Linked DNA regions of Mus musculus: region 1 is linked to region 2. The links are chromatin loops, found by intact Hi-C in ENCODE. Cell type or tissue: heart. All regions are shown on one strand. Each heading gives the region's core, and the rest is flanking DNA. Links, peaks and the distances in the headings are about the cores only. Region 1 overlaps Fbxw8 (F-box and WD-40 domain protein 8). Region 2 overlaps Spring1 (SREBF pathway regulator in golgi 1).

Evidence for each region. Hi-C counts contacts between places; a loop is a spot of excess contacts. Peaks named below come from ENCODE experiments on the same cell type or tissue, not always from the same donor. Only the 100,000 strongest peaks of a DNase experiment are listed, where the experiment ranks them.
Region 1: it touches region 2 in a loop (2.5-fold over the local background); 3 of 42 quality-filtered maps call a loop at or near these places.

Annotation. Positions count from the first base shown.
Region 1 is chr5:118,085,021-118,094,966 of GRCm38, forward strand. It overlaps Fbxw8 (F-box and WD-40 domain protein 8), which reads right to left. Exons shown (of 11, transcript NM_172721.2): 7 at 7,476-7,682. Among named protein-coding and RNA genes, the nearest start is that of Gm30466, 19 kb to the left of the region's middle. In heart, for the core only: CTCF peaks have their summits at 4,240 and 6,027 (motif pointing left); a DNase peak (open chromatin) is centred at 4,291; H3K27ac peaks cover 1,623 bases.
Region 2 is chr5:118,254,106-118,259,105 of GRCm38, forward strand. It overlaps Spring1 (SREBF pathway regulator in golgi 1), which reads left to right. Exons shown (of 5, transcript NM_001081236.1): 2 at 1,565-1,721; 3 at 4,871-5,000. Among named protein-coding and RNA genes, the nearest start is that of Gm25076, 9.8 kb to the right of the region's middle. In heart, for the core only: a CTCF peak has its summit at 3,085 (motif pointing left); no DNase peak of the experiment used is centred there.

The DNA of each region.
Region 1 (9,946 bases), core at 2,165-7,164, 170 kb before region 2:
TCTACACATGCACAGGTATTAAGGACACAGGCCACATGGGCCCATGAGAGAGACAGGGCGTCAGTGCATGCACTTTGTAGGGAGAAATGAAGCTGCAGGCCAGGGACCGCTCTTTAAAGTACAAATGCTAGTGTCTTCAATGGCAGTGACAGAGAGTGGTCAGAGTTCTCATAGCCTGTAAGCAAGCCAGGCATTTACCTAATTACCCTATCTTTTGACCAGTCTGACTTCTGCTTCAGCCCCAAACTAAATGAGAAGCGACTCAGAGGGTGGGCCGAAGGCTGGTGCCTAAGCTACACCACGGAAACAAATGGCAGCTGAAGGGGGCGAAAGTCGGCTGGGAACAGGCAGAGCCTTTACTGTGGGTGCACAGGCCATAGACATGATACACTGACACACACACACACACACACACACACACACACACACACACACACACACACATCCTCTGCTCACTGTGCAGTCCGTGATGCTGTCCCTGGGGACCCGCAGAGAGCAGCATGACACTCGATTCTCCCACTCCCGAGTCTCAGCTGCCACCTGCACTTAGCCACCAGGAAACTGAACTGAAAGCCACCTGAAATACCTTGCCTCACATTGCACAGAGACCAGCTGGGAAGCAGGCCAGGCAGAGCCCAGTCCTTCCCATCCCAGATACCATACTGAAGAGCCCCTTCCTGAACTCTGTCCAAACTGGCTATTCCCAAGAGCCAGCTCCACTGTGCCCACAGTTCATCTGACCCTAGAAAATGCTATAAGGTGAGACTACCGCTTTTCTCACTTCCTATAAAGAAATGGAGCTGACAGAGGACACATCTCTCACCCAGCTAGGAAGTTCTGGAAGTAGGCTTCAATGTTCCTACTCTTTAAACCTCTACTCCAGGATACCCCAAATGCAGTCCTAGCAGGAGTGTCAATGGTGGCTCTGGGAACGCCACACCCTGGCCAGGCACACTGATCACCAGCTCTGCTCCTGTGAGTGCCACCTCAGACGTGTCAGGGCTTCTGTGCTCTAACTACCTGGGCTGCTTCCCTGCTGTTGTGGGCTACAGTGCTGGTTAGCAACAGGGTCAAAATGTGAGCTGTGGGTTCCTGTGTGTCGAGGTCAAGGGAGGGACCACGAGGCTGAAGCTGAGGCCCACGCTTCTGGAAGGACATGAGGAGAGGAGAAGGGAGAGGGAGAGGAGGCATCTGCTAATCCTGGGCAGGAAGGAATACCACATTCAAGAGGTGAACACCTCTGGGCTGCGTACAGAGACTCGGCACGTAGGTGAGGATAGAGAGTTGGAAGCTAAGGTGGTGTCCAACTTCTGAGGGCTTTGAAAGCCAGGCTACAGGCAGGCAGTAGGGTCTCACCCACATGCTCTGCGTGGGCCATTTTTCTGATCTAACTAGAAATAGTTGACGTATGAGTGTGTACCAAGGAGTGCAAGGTATGCAGGGGTATAGGTGTGTGCCAGGGAGTGCAGGAGTGTGGGTAAGAGTAAGGGTATGGGTAGGGATGCAGGGGTGTGGATATGCCAGGGAGGGCTGGGTGCAGGAATGGGAGGAGGGGTGTACGGACACAGCTCCGGGGCGTTTTCAGTGTGCATTTCAAAACCTCCTGTGAAAAGATGTACGAGTTCCCAACCCAAGGAAGTGGGGAAGTGGAACCCCAGCCCTCTGTAGGCGCATAGGAGCTCAGGCCAGTACCTCAGCCTAGACTGACAGGGACCTGAAGAAAAGTGGGTGTGGACCTGGGGTTAGGTCCAGAAAGTCAAGCCTCAGCAGTGCACTCTGCTTGAAGAGGAGGGAAGCGGTAGCTAGGACCTAGGTCATGGCAGGGCTGCCACCGACGGCTAGCCTTCAGAGGACACGCAGCCTCAGTCTCAGTCTCACTTTAACACTCAGCAAACCTCATGACCGTGCCCAAGTCCTGTAATTTGGCAAGAGACTGCTCAAGTGTGAGCTGGGCTAGTTTTCCTCTGCCTAGCTGCAATTCAGGAACCCATCCTGAATTCACTGTCGAGGGGGTGAATAAGGAGCAGTCTGGGGTCTATAGAAGTACAAGCACAACTCAATAGCTGATGCTAGTGCTGACCCACCCCCGCTAACCCAGGACTGACAGAAGACAGATGTGCAGGCCACGTTAATAAGGCACAGTCTGGGAAAGAGCAGGAGTCCTCCACCGTAACTGCTGGGGTCATCTGAGCACAGTAAACATCTGAAATAGTTGGAGGCTGGGCCCACACCGGCCATGAGCTGTGTTCTTACTCTCCCTCTCTCCTTCCCTGCTCAACCGTCTGGACCTGGTGGGAGCACGCAGCTCACCCCATAGTCACTGTTTTCACACCTGGAAAGAGGCAAACATTTCCACCAGGTCCCCCCAGATCCCGATGCTGATTTTTAACACTGACAAACCTAGCTGCTGTCTGGGCAATATTTACTCCGAGACTCATCTGGCACAGAGACATCAAAGCCATCCCATCTGTGCTGGGGAAATAATCCCAACAGTCAACTCCAAGTTCAGTCTCCCAAGTGTGTAGGATGGTGAACCAGGACAGGAAGTCTACATATAACCAGGGAAGTCACTGGAAAAATTAGACCCTAGATAAAAATCTAATCTTAATTCAAAAGCCCAGTAAAGGGCAGTGGGCATGATATATGTCAACATAATGCTTTGTAAACGTGGTTAATGTCTTCAGAATACTGATAAGTTAATTTAAAAATCCAGAAATACTACAAACATCAGTGGCATACGAAACCATGAAGGGTGTGTGCAAACAGAAACTATCTGAGGTGTGGTGCCAGCCCTGCCGGCAAAGCTTTACTGGGACTCAGCACCCGTATCAGCTCCTCATATCAGCCCTCACTCACATCAGCCCTCACTCACATTAGTCCTCATTCACACCAGCCCTCACTCACACCAGCCCTCACTCACATCACCTCCTCACTCATACTAGACCTCACTCACATCAGCTCTGAATGGCCCTTTTCACTCATAGGCCTCTTTCAAAACCAGTCTCAGAAAAAGAAACTAACCCGGGCTCCCACACCTCCCAGGGATCCCTAGGGCTCCAGCTGGCCTGAGCCACCTCTCTCCATCGGCCTGTTGTCTCTGTCTGCACAACTCCAACTCCTCCCCAATACTAGTGGGCACAGGAGCACCAACCGTACCAAGCATCACCACAATTTCTGGACTGGAATAGCAAGGAAAGTAACATTATGAAGTTTATGACTCTGAGAGTCCTGTTCAGCCCACTGATCAAACCTTCTACCTAGTCACTTCACCCTTCCAGGAACCGCAGATCCTAAGTCCCAGTCAGTTACCTCCCCAGCAAGTAACAACAGCAGCCTCCACAGAACCCTTCACGCTGCGTGGCCTTAGAGATCTCAGTTCTGAATCTTCAGAAGCTGCTGAGCTGAGGGGCACCGAATGTCCCAAGTGACCCTGGGGCTCTGTGGGGATGTGTCAAGGTTCCCACTAAAGGCTAAGAGTGTGCCATTCAGTCCTTCCTTATCAGTAATATCAACAAGATCAGGGATTGGCATTAAGAGCAACACCTGCGGGGCTGGTGAGATGGCTCAGTGGGTAAGAGCACCCGACTGCTCTTCTGAAGGTCCAGAGTTCAAATCCCAGCAACCACATGGTGGCTCACAACCACCCGTAACAAGATCTGACTCCCTCTTCTGGTGTGTCTGAAGACAGCTACAGTGTACTTACATGTAATAATAAATAAATCTTTAAAAAAAAAAAAAAAAAGAGCAACACCTGCACAAAACAATCTCGAATCTTCATTTCTCATTTTTCAGTTATCTTTGAGATTTTCAGCACTCTGGAGTTCCCCCCAGCCTCCCAAGAGAGAACCTCTGCACCCTGGTTACTCTGACAGAGCAGAGGCTGAACAGGAGAGGGAAGCATGCCCGACCCACGGGATCCTGCTCACTGATGTGACGGAATCTAACAACGCTGGGCCCTCTTCCTTCCAGAAAACCAGGCTTCAGGAGTCAGCCGTCAATGCCCGGACAAAGAAGGAACTGAGACACAGAGTTCTGGAGAGCGTGCGAAAATATTTTACAAACTTTCAATTTTTGCTTGTTTGTCTTGCATGTGAAGTATTAAGTCTCGACTCTCACACACAGAAACCTCAACAGAAGAAAAGATGGCGCTCTGATTGGGCAGACAGGGCAGAAGGCAACCCATCTGCAGCACACTCTGACCCAAGGCTCCAGACAGACGCTCCCCTTGTGGCCAGTGCAGGCAACCAATCCCAAGTCTCTTCCTGGCTGCACATGGGCAGTCATTAGCTCAGAGAGTCGGGCAATTACTTTCTAGTGTGATGTAAGCTGCTGCAGCCTAAGCCAGCCTCCCTCCCTGCCCAGCTCACTCCAGCCTGCGATGACTTCACCCTTTGCCCTGATTAGGATGCACTCCGCGTGCTGCTTAATACAATCTGCCATCAAATGCCAAGAGCTTCAGAACTAAATTGGGAAATATGTCCAGCTCCACAGAGCGATGCTGAGAGCACTAAGTGGGGCTCCGGATCCCTTTATGAGACACGAGCTCATCGACAGCATGGTGTTCGCCCGCGGCAGCTCTGCCTCTAGCCATCCACCCTGAGAGCACATTCAGGCAGCAAAGAGATTAATAAAGGTAGTGTGCTGTTATAAATCGTTACGGAAACAAAAGCACTGCTGATGAATTCCAAACTACGTGACAAAACCAAGTTTTAGGAGGCTGCTGGACTATCAGGGCCATGTTGAGGGCTGTGTGGATGCATGGCAGTGTGAAACGACGTGGTTAAGACACTTCTGCCTCTTCTACTGTCAGCTGCCATTCAGTGACATTTATACTCAAGTCTGAGAACTAAGAACGGACATCAGAGACTCAGAATTCTTTTCTGCTCTAAGTTAAAGACCTCCGAGCAGCCCTTCTTGCTGGGACACTGGGAATGATTCCTGCACCATCATCCCTGCCCGATGCAATGAGCATGGCCCTTAGAGACAACATATAAGCCTCAGCTGCTCAGCCCCGCTCACCAAACCCAGAAGTCATGGTCCATTCCTCATTGCCTAAGAGAGGTCAGACAAGTGTTCCCCAGAACCATGGGCCCCAGGAGTATCCAGCAAGCAGCGGAGAGGTGCGCAGCAGTGCACTCACCACTCTGCACCATGACACTGGCCTAAGTGCTGCTGGCACTGCCACTCCATGTGGGGAAGCCTTCCAAGCAGAGAGATACAAAGTATAAACTGAACAACAAAGTCAGGCAAAGCCCCACCCTCCTTCCCAGCCGCAAAGCCTAGAGAAGAGGCACCCAGGAAGTCTGTGGGGTGGGCGCTGTTACCCCTCAAGAATATCCTCAGGGCAGCAGGTTTGACCCAGTGAGTCCTCAGAGAGAAGCTTACCCTGTAAGCACTGGTGCAAGCCACACTCTTGCAGAGTGGGTGGAATGGTGAGGCCACACATACGGCCTGATCGATGCCAGAAAGCTCTAAAACCCAACCAAACAGGAGCAGGGGGCTCTGTGATGTGTTACAAAGTCACCCCAACAGGCAGAGACAAGGAGCAGTGATGCAGAGTGCTCTAGCACTTACCCATGATCATCTTCCTGAGGCGGGTCACTCATGAGAGCCCTAACTGGCCTGGACTCCTTATGTAGATCAGGCTAACCTTCAAGACAAATATCTGCTTGCCTCTGCTCCAGGGTGCTGGGATGAAAGGTGAGAGCTACCACACCCAGCTCCACCCACACTTTACAGAAAGAGGGCCCATTTCACAAGGATGCACAAGAAATGGACAACACCAACTTGGCTCCAAAACCAAATGACAGGCAGTAGCTGACAGGCTTGGGGAGGAAGCTCCTGCCCTACACTTCCCATATCTGAAATTCTCAATCAGGAGTCCGAACAAAAGTACTCCAGGGGCTGGAGCAGTGGCTCTGGTTCAAAGTACTGGCTGTTCTGCGAAGGACCTGGATTTAGTTCCCAGAGCCCACTTGGTGGTTCACAGCCATCTGGAACTCCCATTCCAGGAGTTCAGTGCCCTCTTCTGGCCTCTGCAGGTACTGCATGCTTAGTGCCCAAACATACATGCAGACAAAATACCCTCACATATATATATATTAAAGTGTTTAAAAATCTGTTTTAAAGTAAAGGCAAAAATACAAACTAGAAACTTTTCTTTGACTTTGTATAGCCAAAGAAGATGCTGGTAAGTGCTGTGTGGCACCTGCTTTGCCCTGCACATCGAGCCCAGGAACAATGGCTGCATGAGGGTCCAGGTGTACAGAGCACTGACTCCCCCAGGCCTGCCAGCCTGCACCACCGAGGGCAGCCCTGCTTCCAGCTCAGACAGACAAGCTCTGTAGAGGGCTTATTAACACCGAAATCTGTGTGTAATGCTGTCTAACACTCCACTGCCAGCCACACACTGATGTCGTGGCTACCTGCGATGCCCACAGGACCTGCCAACTTAGTGGATGAAGGGTGGACGCCGAAACACTATTACTCAATGTTCACACAGCTGTGGGCCTAAACCACCAGTGTGGTCAGCATATGGTACAGAGACATCGTCCAGTGACCAGAAATAGCACCCTTGGATACTCCTACAGGCTACAGAGTTAAGCCCCTGATTAAAATCCATCATAGTGTTTGGATGTCAGTGGGCTTTTATCATGGCTGATCAATAGTGGACTGTAGTTAAGCCCCAGTCCTGTATCAGGTACAAATGAAGTCAGATCAAAACTCTCTGTTCTCACAAAGCCTTCATCTGAGTCCTAGCTATAAAGAGCAGACACATGTCAGTCGGCTGCTGGCCCGTGTCGGTTAAGCCATGCACTAGAGGCTCAGTGACTATGTGCTTGTGGACTCTGAATTGGCCGTATGCATTCAGATGGCACTGAAAGCGCCTGTGCTGCTCATTAGGCTGCTGTGAGCCGCCTACCAGCAGGTTTGCCTAGAGCTATACACACGGGGAACTTACGTCTGTGCCTCTGGACTATGAGCTCTAAGCACAAGCTGGAACTCTACAGCAGGGAGCTGGGGACATGAGAGGTGAAACACTGCCCAAGGTACACTGCTAGGCACAGAACAGGTCACATACCATGACCCTCTGTCTACAAAGATCCATCCTCAGCCTCTGTCTGTCTGTCTGTCTGTCTGTCTATCTGGCGTCTACATGGACACCTGTGTGCAGCGGAGGAGGAACTCCGTCTCGTGCTCCATTTCATTGCTTGGACATTTCTGTCTTGCTCATACACTGCCCTGAACCAGCTGAAAACAAGAGCATTCAGAGTGTTAACACACTACTTGTGTGGTGGTGCACATGGCTCCTCCCAGCACATCATGAGTTCTAGGACAGCCTGGGATATGCGAGACCCTGTTTCAAACAACCATAACCAAACCAAACAAAACACAAAGTGCTTCATTTTTTGGCTGCCTTAAAAACCAAATCTATACTCTTCCTTGTTAATGTATACATGCCACTGTTTCCATACCTTGTTTCCTTCATACACCCATCCTAGACTCTTCACTCCAAAGGCAACCTGGCTGGCTGAGACATCCAGACATGTGGCAGGCTGGCCATAGACATAATGAAGGGTTCTGGCTGAGTCGTCGGCCTTCAGCAGGTACACCAGATCCCCGGCTGTGGCTATTGCCACAGGGTACCTCCCAGTATTCGGAACTATTTCAAGGTAGTCAACCTGTGGAGAGAGGAGTTGTTTAGTGCCCCCCAGTCATCTCGACTTGGTCTGTACAGTCAAGAAACAGTTGAGCACAGGGACCATTTACAGGGATGGGCATGGCTCCTGTCCAATGAAAAGATGCCTCTAACAGTGAAAACCAAGTGCACTCTGAGAAGGGAAGCCACGTCCCCCCGACTCAGCACAAGCAAGGCTCAGGAAGCCCGAGGACACAGCTGGAGGGACCAGGAGATCTAATCCAGTCCAACTCCTGCTAAGGGAAGGATGGCAGCACTTACCATTGGTGTGAGCTCACTGTGACCCAGGAGGTCCTTCTATCAGGGCTACAGAACCTGCATGGCAAAGGCTTGTGCATGGTGCTCACTGAGAGCCACTCCTGTCAATGTGCAGACATAACACAGCCACACCACCAACCACAGGACAAAAGCTGAAGTCTTCCTTATGGTCCAAATGGGATCACTGTGGGAGGGACTGGGGCTGGGAAGCAGGAATCCCAGTGGGCTCCCCCCTCAAGGGGAGTCAGGCTGTGAGACAAAAAGACAACTTCCAGCTCTTGGTCTTACTGGGTCTTTTAAATCCTGACCATGGCAGTGTTTAGAGCTATCCCTTGTTTTGTTTTACTAGACACTGAACAGTAAAACTGCCCCAGTTCCGAGTGAACAGAGGCATCTGTCAAATACATGTGAGCATCAGAATGAAACTCTACAAAAGCTAAACTGTCTGTTCCTAGCTCTCTCCTGCCTGCCTGTCAGACAGTGACCCCCGCCTCTGTGCCACGTGACCATCTGAGGACAGAGAGCTGCACAGACAAACCACGCTCTTGTCATACCTTCCCTGACTGCATGGGGGCAGAGCACACTGTAGGAGTAATCCACTTCTCCCCAGAGCAGTGCCCATCACACTGCGATCACAGAGAGCGTGGATGCTGAAGGTGAGCCACTGCAGAATCAGGAAAATCCATGGTTTAAGGGACAGCACCGCACAGACACTGTGCCAGAGGCCTGAGTTCTGCAGGCTGCCCCAGGGAACTGAGCACAAGCAAACATCATCCGGTGCCTCTGCTAATCCTGGGCTCCAATCATGCTGAGCAGCCCAACATCTTGGGCTGTGGGTCCATCACAAAGGCCAGCTGCTCCAAGCTAGCACTGTAGACCCGGGAACACTGCCACAGCTATTCAGGAAGCACAGCTAGAGAACAAAGATGGTCGACTCCATGGGCCAGGGGTGCCTGATCCAGGGATGCATAGTACACACTATGGTAACTCGGCACCCAGACTGGAAATAATGCTTAGAGCTGACCTGCCCCAGCAGGGCTGCCTACTCCTGTTTCTGTAGAAACTCACTTCTTAAATACACCTTTGGCTGCCCATTTAACTTCATCTTCCAGCTGGGTTTCTAGCAGGCCAAGAGACTCAGACTGGCAGTGGCAGCCATTCACTTGGAGGTGTAAACGACCTCTAAAGCTCCCAGTCAGCCCCAGGATGGCACCTGACTGCCAAGGCAGGATTTACACCTCATGAGGGGTTCTTAGCTTGTGAAAGTGTGGCTGGTCCATAGAACAAATGGAAGCCCTGCACCCCAAGTCTCTCTACAGCTGACAGCGTCAGGTCGTGTTAGAGGAACACTGAGCACCGCAGAGCTGATCTGAAGCAGCAAGCTTAGGGAGATTAAGCAGTGACCCCAGGTGTTTGGTGCTTGGTATTCAAATCTAAAGATCCCACAGAGAAAGGGAGAGAGGGGACCGGTTCCAAGTCCCCAAACCTCCTTGCTCAAGGCTAGCTCTTCTGCTCCCCTGGCTCATGCCAAAATGATGTGTGCTCAAATTAAATACAAATTTGGCAAAGACAGATGAATACTGCCATATCACCAAACCATGTCTGCTTGGTGAACAAGACTGGTGGCAGCCCTGTGCGAAGTCTCCCAAGCTGGCTCAGCTTCCCGTGGCATCCTGGAGCCAAGCTCCCAATCTACACTGGCGTCCATGGACCCCCTCAAAGGCTCCTCCTGACTCTAGGTGAGACAACTGTGTAGGATGAATGCTTTCTGCCATGCAGACTGTAGCGTACCACTGCTGTTCACTTAGCTGTTAGGCCAGAAAGGAAGCAGGAGCTCACAGGGTGAGCCTGCCACGTAAGCAGGAAGGAGGTTGGGACCATGGTAAGAACAAACTCTGGCCCTGAAGTCACCTCAGTGTTTGCACGTGCTGCTGTGTTGTGTTGTGTTAGAAGCTGGGGGTGGAAAGATGGCTCAGCAGTTGAGAGCAT
Region 2 (5,000 bases), core at 1-5,000:
TGATGATAGTGTGTCCCTGCTAGTGTTTAGTCAGACATTTCCGTGGTGTTGGGTTTCTAGGTTTTTGTTGTTGTTTTGGGGTTTTTGTTTTGTTTATGTTTTTCCTACCATTGAAACAGAGAGCTATGGGAAACCTCCGTGTATGGTTCCTGTGGGATGGCACTCAGTAAAGTTTCCTAGAGCAAGGTTTATGCATATTCAACTTCAACAACTTCCCAGATTGCCTTCCCACAGTAACTACAAAGATCCTGTCTGTTTCCCTGAATTGTCTGTGTTGCCATCCGATGCAATGCGCAGGGTCTCCATAGTTACTGAGCAACATTATTGAGGCTTAAAAAACACCAGCCATGGGGATAGCAGGCGTGGTGGTGCACACCATAATCCCGTAGTCCCAGCAGCACCTGGCAGGCTGTTGCAGGAGGACCTGCGGCCATTTGGGGTTGCAGAGGGTGACCCTGCCTTAAAACCTCCAAAACTGGGGGCTGGTGAGATGGCTCAGTGGGTAAGAGCACCCCACTGCTCTTCTGAAGGTCCGAAGTTCAAATCCCAGCAACCACATGGTGGCTCACAACCACCCGTAATGAGATCTGATGCCCTCTTCTGGTGCGTCTGAAGACAGCTACAGCTAAGTGTACTTAAATATAATAAATAAATAAATTAATTAATTAATTAGAAAAAAAACAAAAAACAAAAAAAAAACCTCCAAAACCAACAGGCCATGGTGCCTCACACCTATAATCACAGCATTTAGGAGGCCGAGGCAGGAGCATTGCCATGAGTTTCAGGCAGGCCTGAACTACAGGATGAGAAGCGCAACAGGAGAGGGCCTTTTAGAGGTCTTTTGTTACACATTCATGGCTAGAAGCTTCCAAAGATGTGACCACCTTGTGCTTCTCTATCTTTCCAGCAGCTGGGCTTCTCCTCCTAGCTCAATGGTGTGGATCCTGTAGGGATCCAGGCTCTCACCCAGGGGCCACTCCTCTCCTGGCTCAGCAAGGCAAAGGGCCGTGTAGGCAGAAAGGCATCTGAAAGTAATCATAAGGGTGACTGCTGTGTGCTGTCACACAAAGGATGAGCCTTGCAGGTTGTCAGGCTTCGTCTGGTCCTGAAGTCATCCCCAGTCCCATTTAGAAGTTTTGTATGTGAGTACTTGTCACTTATTCGGCTGAGGCCTCCTGGTCTAGAGGTATCAGACAGCCTGAGATGATTAGAATTACATAGTTTCCTCCTGGTTGTAAAAGTATTTGGGCTTTGTGTTCTGTTCCATGGTGTGTGTATTAGTATCTAAAAACTTAAGTTGCTAGCAGAGAGAAAAGTTTTTGCTCCCCCCACCCCACCCCGGATTTCACAGAATCTTTTGTCTGCTTCTGGGGCCCTGCACATCAATGCAGTAACTGGGGAGAGTAGCTTTAACTTGCCAGGTTTCCCTGATGACATAGATGGCACCTGTGCCCAAGGGTTGGGTCGAGGGTAGAGAGATGGAGGTATAGATGCCTTTAGGGCAAGTGAGAAAATGCAGGAAAAGCGCCTTGACCCCTCCTCTCTCGCTGTGGTCTCCTTGCAGGAAGAGAGGGCTGTGAGAGACCGGAACCTCCTCCAGGTTCAAGACCGGGAACAGCCCATCCCGTGGAAGGTGCAGTTTAACCTAGGCAACAGCAGCCGACCCAGCAACCAGTGCCGGAACTCTGTCCAAGGAAAACACCTCCTCACTGATGAGCTGGGTATGTCTCCCTCCCTGCACTCAAGGTGCAGAGACTCTGGGTTTGATAGCCTTCCCTCCCAGTGCTTTTGCCCTTCTTGCTAGTCTTCAGGGATTTCCCTGTCTGTCTTTCACACTCTCCTCTCCATCCCAGGCTCCCTGCAGCATCTGGGAGGCTTGGCTGAACACCCAGACTCCTAGCATTTCCCTCTGCCTACAGCACCAGCCTTAGCCTCAGAGCCAGGCCACCGCCTACCAGGCACAGGCATGGGGTTCCTCATCTTGTCTCTCTAATTGGTGTGTGTGTGTGTGTGTGTGTGTGTGTATGTATGTGTATGTCTGTGTGTGATATGTGTGTCTGTGTGTATATGTGTGTCTGTGTGTGATATGTGTGTCTTGTGTATATGTGTGTCTGTGTGTGTCTCTGTGTGTGTGTAGTCTGTGTATATGTGTGTGTATGTGTGTGTCTCTCTGTGTCTGTGTTTGTGTGTGTATGTGTGTGTGTGTCTGTGTGTGTTTGTGTGTGGTCTCTATGTATATATGTATGTCTGTCTGTCTGTGTCTATGTGTTTATGTGTCTGTGTGTGTGTGTGTCTGTGTATGTCTGTGTTTCTGTGTTTGTGTGTGTGTGTGTGTCTGTTACACCATGTCATGTATGTGGCAGTCAGAGGACAACAGGCTGTTTTAGTGTTAGATGGCAGTTTTTATCATAGCTATAGCTACAAATTGTTAATTTAGGTCAGACAAAGACTCACACTCCTTCAGCTTCTTAATCAATAAAAATCCCACAAGGGCAGCAGGTTTTACTTTGCCATTATAAATATGGGGGAAGTGGTTTAATAAAGAAAACTTGCAACTGTTGATGCTGTTTAGCAACGAGATGCCACCGTGTCGCCAGGGTAACAGCACTGTTAAACAAGATAGCCAATTAGAGTCACAAACTTTTCAAAAGCTGGAAGTTAATTTCCCAGGCAAGACCAACACATTTGCCTGCCCTGGTCTCCCAGGACTTGGTAAGAATAACATCCTTAGAGCTGGTACGCACCACAGGCTTTCTCTGTGGGGCCCTGGCTGTACTGGGGCTCGCTCTGTCGACCAGGCTGACCTCGAACTCAGAGAGATATGCCCATCTCTCCTGGGCGCTGGGATTCAAGGCATGAGCCACCACACCGGCTGGTGTATATGTGTTTTGAAACATCATGATGACCCAGTTCTATGTATGATGTGTGTGTGCGTGTGTGTGTGTGTTTGTGTGTGTGTATCAGATAAGAAAGGTTGGAGAAATGGGTGTGTGGCCAAGAGCACTGACTGCTCTTTCCAGAGGACCTGGTTTTGAGTCCCGGCATCCAGGACAGGCAGCTCCCTCTTCTGGCCTCTGCAGGAATCTGCACTCACATGTACTCACACATCCAATTAAACATAAGGATGACTTCAGAAAGTAAAAGGTAATTTTTGCATGACACATGGGGAGAGAGGCCTGGGTGAGCTTGCTCTCTCTTCCCAGAGATTAGACCTGGTCATGGAGAGGTGAGTACCAGAGTTCAAAGCCGAGATCTGGGAGTTGGTAACGGTAGGACCAGGCCTGAGATGTCAGCTTCCAGCTTCCCAAAGGAAAGGACAGTGAGTGTCAGTGGGTGATATCGGGGTGTTAGTGTCAGCTGGTGTTATTGGGGTGCACAGTATTCTTGACACAGACGGAGTTGCTGTGTTGCTCTCATCCAGGGTAGAATCCTGAGGAACGCACGGGCTCTCTGGGAATTCTGTTTAGAAGCCTTGTCAACAGCGTGAGTCAGGGCATCTGGGAAGGAAGTGTTTACCAGGACATCAGAATGTTCATCACTACCCGTGAGATGCAGCAGCAGCAGCAGCAGCAGCAGAAACAACAGACGCCAGCCTTTCCCTGCACTGGGAGAGGTTGGCGTCTCCCCTGGTCTCCCAAGTATTGAGGGCCCTCTGGTGTCCCCGATCGCCAGTGTTCTGCCAGCTCCCACACAGACCTTGTTTTCCAGAGCAGCTCTAAAAAACAAGTCATCCTCCGCCAGCCTTGTTCTCTTGAGGACAGAGCTGGGGTGCTCAGACTGGCTGGTTGGGAACAGCTGCTGCACAGCTGCGGGCCCCTGCACACACCCGAGGGGCCCCCCATATTCACCAGAAGGCCTCTGCACACACCTTAGGGTCTACACACACACATACACCTGAGAGCCTCTGCACACACCCGAGGGGCCCCCCATTCTTAACAGAAGGCCCCTGCACACACCTTAGGGTACATACACACACACCAGAGGGCTCCTGCATACACCCGAGGGTCCATACACACCTGATCCCCCCCCCCCCCCGCCCCCGCCGCACCTCCCCATACACCTGAGGCTCTCTCACATGCACACATACCTGAGGACCTAAATGGCCACTGGGGGCGTGTTCGAGGTTGGGTGGTGGCCCTCATAGACTTACATATTTTTCTGTCCTGTTCCTCACAGTGCAGGGAACAGTCTGCCTAGAAGCCCTGAGCAGTTAAGTAGTCTCAGTGAGGGAGCCTGACTGACATGGCGCTCGATGTGCACATATCTACGTGATGCAGTTTCACAGTTGTGGAGCGAATTAGGTTTTTCTCTCTTTTGAGGATTTGAGAACACCCCTAATTCTAGGGGGGTGCTTGTGGTTGTGTCTCCCCCTGTTGGTATGCAAACACCGGAAGCAGAGTCACGAAGGTTGACTGTGGCCTCCTGTTTTAGCAGCCCCTTCAAATGACCACAACAGCCACGAGCCATCAAAAGCCACATGTTTGCTTTTTAAATCCGCAAGGCACTTGTTTTTGTGAATGGGTGCCTCGTTTCCTGTCTTGGACTGTTTTGTTAAAGCCCAGGTGAAAGGCTGCGTGCTTCCATTAGCATCCCAGCTGCACAGACAGGGCATGGTCTGGCAAGAAGCTCACACTCAAGCAGTAGACTGGAAAGGGGCGGAGCGTGGTAACAACTCAGATCTATCGATGACTGAGGGGTCCAACTTCCCGTCATCCTCTGCCCAGGTGAAGCCAGCCCTAGACACGTTTCCATGTCTGGTCCTGATGCTCAGGGTGCCCTGGCTCCTGCCTGCCTTCTTCCTGTGCAGTTCTTCATCCTCAGAGGGAACACAGGTGGCTAGCTTCCCGCTGAGCTCTGCCTCTGGTTTCAGGCTATGTCTGCGAGAGGAAGGACCTGCTGGCGAATGGCTGTTGCGACGTCAGCGTCCCCAGCACAAAGCAGTACTGCTGTGATGGGTGCCTGGCCAATGGCTGCTGTGAAGCCTACGAGTACTGCGTCTC